2 separate regions of the Homo sapiens genome follow, and region 2 is linked to region 1. Evidence: chromatin loops called from intact Hi-C (ENCODE). Cell type or tissue: breast epithelium. All regions are shown on one strand. Region 1 overlaps TBC1D9B (TBC1 domain family member 9B). Region 2 overlaps RNF130 (ring finger protein 130).

Region 1 (2,500 bases):
GATTTTGTGGTCATTTGGAGACACTCATGGACACATGCACGTTCAAAGCAGTGAAAAATTTGACTCGCCTGATGCCCATGTCCCCAGCTGAGGCAGAACAGGACGACGCTCTGCCTTCTTGATTCAGCTCTCATACTGCACTCACGTGTCCTGTTCACAGTCTCTGCAGTGCCATGTTTTTCCCATGTTTGTGCTCGTTGCTGATGACTTGGCTGTTTAAAATGGCTCCCAAGCATAGCGCTCTTGTTCCTAAGAGCAAGAAGGCTGAGTTGTGCCTTGTGAAGGAGATCTGTGCATGAGAGCAGCTTCATTCAGGCGTGAGTGATAGTGCTGCTGGCCGTGAGCTCAATGCCAATCGATCAGGAATACGTATTAAATAAGGCATCTTTAAACAGAAACACATGTAAAACAGTTATGTATCGGTCAGTCGACAGAAGTGTGATTAGAGGCTCCAGGAACCTAACCCTGTGTTCCCCCGGGGTACTGGTTCAGGATTCGCTAACTCAGTGTTCGCGGCCACCTTACAGAATCTGACCACCTGAATAACGAGAATCCGCTGTAGTTGTCCTCCTAGGTGGAAGCGCACTCACCCGTCCAAGAGTGCGGAGGGAAGTCCCCTTTCAGCGGGTACCTGCTGGGTTGAGTTTGCTCTGAGAAAATGACAGTCCTAGCTGACGCTCAGACAGTGCTTCCTGTGTGCCAGGCACTTGCCTGAACCACCCGGTACCTCCAGAAGGCATAAGTACTTTGGTCTTCTCTATGTTGAAGGTGAAGAAACTCTGGCCCAGAGGGGTTGAGTAACCTGCTCAGAGTCACACAGCTGCAGTTTGGACCCTCTCAGTACCTCTCTGAAGCAGAAGCCACAGTGCCCTTGTTCTCCAGGGTAGTGGTTTCCCTTGAAGGCCTGGGAGAAGATGATGAGACTCAAAAGTTTGTCAACCTCACGGCTGGAACCCAGCTTCAGGAGGGGAAGGGTCAAGGAAGTAAAAGCACAGGGCGGGCGGCACCCCGGGAATAGCCCCACTCCCAGGTGGGCGCTCTGCACGGGCATCCTGACCAGCAGTGCCCTTCTCCTTTGCAGGACTGAATAACTCAGTAAGAGTTAGGAAGGGGAGTTTGTCCAAGGCCAAGCAGGGAAGCCCAGTTAGACCCCCGATCTCTGGCTTCAGAGCCTGAGTGGACCCTGGGGGCAGCAAGAGTTTGCCAGAGGAGGGGCTTCCTGTGGGGAGGGGACCATTTCTGAGTGGGCCAGGAGGTTGGTGTGTGCTAATGAGGAGAGGAGCTGCTTTAACATGGGCCCTTGAGATTTCCATCTCTGGCAGCAAGAGCTGCCCGTCCCTGGGGAGAGAAAAGTACGAGGGGCAGAGTGGGAATCCCTTTAGTCACAGCAGGCCTGGTGCTGGGGAGGGGCCCAGCCACAGCCACGCAGCGGAGCCCATGTACGTAGCCCCGTGCCACACACTTGACCTCTCCCCTCCTGCCAGGCCCAAAGCCCTGCACTGGCCCTGGCTGTGCCTCCCTTTCCTGCCAGCCAGGCTAGGCCCCAGAAGCAACTCACCAAGACCAGACATGGCCCTGCCAGCACCTGCTTAGTGAGTCCTGACCCTTGAGCCTGGTGTTCGAGGACACCTGGGGGTCTGCCTGCCTCCATTTCTGGCCTTGTCTCCCCAGCTCACAGCCTGGCCTTCAGCCGGACCACACAGCTGCAGGGCCTGGAGGAGCCACACCCCTCCTGGCTGCTGTGCCTAGTGTCCGCCATGCCAGCTAACCTTCCCTCCCGCTCCTCTGAGAACTGCCCAGACTCCACAGACCCATCCTTCCTCCTTACTCCTCTGGACATGACGTGTCTGCACACGCTTTTACGTGGAAGCCCATGAGGCCGGGAGCTTCCGAGGGTGAGGGCAGGCTCTGCAGCCAGGCACCCAGGGTTAGGATTCTGATTTGATCACTTCCCAGCTGTGTGACCTTGGGTAACTTATTTCACCTCTCTGTGCCTCAGCTTCATCTGGTAAAATGAAAATAATGGTACCTGTCTCCACTGTGTTCTGAGAATGAAATAAGATAATCCATGGAAAACTCTGAAAACAGAAACAGCATTTAATACTCTAATTAGCTATTATATTATTTTTATTCCCAGCACCTAGCATAGAGATGGAATAGTTTCTTAGTATGAAATGAAGATTGAGTTACTTTTAACTAATATTTTTAATGCACATATGTAAAAAAAGAAATGTTTTTTTGAGGCGTTCTCTTTCTGTTGCCCAGGCTGGAGTGCCGTGGTGCAATCACAGCTCACTGCAGCTCTCTGGCTAAAGCGATCCTCCCACCTCAGCCTCCTGACTAGCTGGGACTGCAGGCCCACGCAACCATGCCTCATTTTTTCTATTTTTTGTAGAGACAGCCATGTTGCCCAGACTGATCTCAAACTCCTGGGCTCAAGCGATTCCCCTGCCTCAGCCTCCCAGAGTGCTGGGATTATAGGACTGAGCCACTGTGCCCG
Region 2 (2,500 bases), 56 kb before region 1:
CCTTTTCCCATTGCTGGATTCTGATTCATAGAAATCACGTTCTAAGATTTGCAGAGAACGGTAGCTCATTATTCAAGATTCAAAAAAATCTTGGCATGAGGAAATGAATCTGAAGTGGTAAAGGTGACGAAATAACTAGAGCAAATGATCCAGTGGCATGACCGGAGATCAGGAAGCCCTGGCTTCTTGTAGCAGGTCCACCAGAAAGCTCCCGGTGATCTTCCTCCTCTTAGTGTAGTAGTAGAAATTTATATATATAAACTCCTTTATTTATACAAAAAGAATGATGTTTCTATTTTACTCTCAGTATTTCTGAATTATTTTGCTCAGTACTCTTTTTTTTTTTTTGAGACGGAGTCTCGCTCTGTTACCCAGACTGGAGTACAGTGGCGCCATCTCAGCTCACCACAACCTCCACCTCCCGGGTTCAAGAAATTATCTGCCTCAGTCTTCTGAGTAGCTGGGATTACAGGCACCCGCCACCACGCCCAGCTAATTTTTTTGTATTTTTAGTAGAGATGGGGTTTCACTGTCTTGGCCAGGCTGGTCTTGAACTCCTGACCTTGTGATCCACCTGTCTCGGCCTCCCAAAGTGCTGGGATTACAGGCTTGAGTGCTCAGTACTCTTTTTAAGAGGAATATTGAGAAACTAGCACACTCAGCATAAAAGGGTCTGAAAATTTAATTATTTGATGTCTTGGGGATGCTTGGTTTGGAAGAGAGGGGACCGGGTAAGATGAGAGCTGTTTCCAGGTGTTTGAAGGACTCTTAAAGATGAGAATAACAAAGATGAGAATAACTACTGTTTATTGAATGCCTACCAAGATCTTAGTCCTGCACTGGTCTCTTTTACCCGTATTGCCTGGTTTAATACTCAAAAGAGCCTCATGTTGACTAACCAGTGCATACAGAGTGATGCTTACTCTGTATTTCTGGAGCTCTGGCGATATCTACAGGGAGGCAGATTTCCACTTGATATAAGAAAGAACTTTGTGGCCTGGCGTGGTAGCTAACACCTATAATCCCAGCGCTTTGGGAGGCTGAGGTGGGCAGATCACCTGAGGTCAGGAGTTCAAGACAAGCCTAGCCAACACGGTGAAGCCCCATCTCTACTAAAAATATGAAAATTAGCTGGGTGTGGTGGCAGGTACCTGTAATCCCAGCTAAGGCTGAGACAGGAGAATCACTTGAACCTGGGAGGCGAAGGTTGCAGTGAGCCGAGATCGCCCCATTGCACTCCAGCCTGGGTGACCAGAGTGAAACTCTGTCTCAAAAAAAAAGAAAGAAACAACTTTGTAGTAGTTAAAATTGTCCGTCCAAAACACGGGACACTTTGAAAGCTAGCGAGCCTGCACCAGGACCTGATTCTTCAGACAGAAGCTACAGGATAGACCTGTTCACAGGCCGACCTCAGATCAGGTAGAAGGCTCTGAGATGCGTCCTGTGCTGAGGGTCCCTCTTGAATTGTTCCTAGGAGGGATCAGAGGCCGAGGAGAGCTGTTGGGTTCTCTTTCAGTTACCTCTTTTAGAACCTTAAATATCAAAAGCAGTGTTTTTCAGACTTTCTAAAAACCATCTTCCTACTGTAAGAGATACATTTTGTGTTGTGACCCAGTACTCCCATGTGTAACTGAAACAAATTTCACACACTTCCCTGACTGCATGCAGTATTCTCTGATGTAGTCAGTCCTGTGCCTTGTTGTTAATATTAGTCGTTAACTCCTAAATTGATGGTATAACCATTAATAGGTTGTATGCTTTAGTTTTGAGAAACACTTGTCTAAAGAATTTTGAATTTGGCCGGGCGCGGTGGCTCACGCCTATAATCCCAGCACTTTGGGAGACCGAGGCGGGCGGATCACGAGGTCAGGAGATCGAGACCATCCCGGCTAAAACAGTGAAACCCCGTCTCTACTAAAAATACAAAAAATTAGCCGGGCGTAGTGGCGGGCGCCTGTAGTCCCAGCTACTTGGGAGGCTGAGGCAGGAGAATGGCGTGAACCCGGGAGGCGGAGCTTGCAGTGAGCCGAGATCCCGCCACTGCACTCCAGCCTGGGCGACAGAGCGAGACTCCGTCTCAAAAAAAAAAAAAAGAATTTTGAATTTTTAGTTCTCAACCTGATAACCTTTTGCTCACACAGCCCGTCTTGTAACAATTCCAGAAAAGATTTAAAATTAACCTCTGTTTGAGGTGTATTGCTGGATAGTGGATCCTTTTCTTTCTCTTGGTATTTATTCTCCTTGTAGCCAATCTGAGTGTGAGATATATGTACACAAAAGAATAAAGTAGGGCTTCGAGGGATTGAGTGACTCTGAAGGGATGCCATAGGAAGAAGGCCACTGGAATTCAAACCCAGCACCTCTGGTTCCAACCTTTTCCTTTAAACTGCTTGCATTTGACTACTTCAGAGAGGAGGATAGTGCCAAATAATGTGGTTGAAGGAGACAAATTTGGTTTCCTAAAAATGCAGTTGCAACATGAGTATTAAAGGCAGTGGGA

What was found. Hi-C counts contacts between places; a loop is a spot of excess contacts. Peaks named below come from ENCODE experiments on the same cell type or tissue, not always from the same donor. Only the 100,000 strongest peaks of a DNase experiment are listed, where the experiment ranks them.
Region 2: it touches region 1 in a loop (14-fold over the local background); 2 of 110 quality-filtered maps call a loop at or near these places.

Annotation. Positions count from the first base shown.
Region 1 is chr5:179,901,506-179,904,005 of GRCh38, reverse strand. The region is part of intron 2 of TBC1D9B (TBC1 domain family member 9B); the gene reads left to right. Among named protein-coding and RNA genes, the nearest start is that of TBC1D9B, 5.1 kb to the left of the region's middle. RefSeq lists an enhancer at 936-1,435. In breast epithelium, no CTCF peak of the experiment used is centred here; no DNase peak of the experiment used is centred here; H3K27ac peaks cover 443 bases.
Region 2 is chr5:179,957,475-179,959,974 of GRCh38, reverse strand. The region is part of intron 8 of RNF130 (ring finger protein 130); the gene reads left to right. Among named protein-coding and RNA genes, the nearest start is that of TBC1D9B, 51 kb to the right of the region's middle. In breast epithelium, no CTCF peak of the experiment used is centred here; no DNase peak of the experiment used is centred here.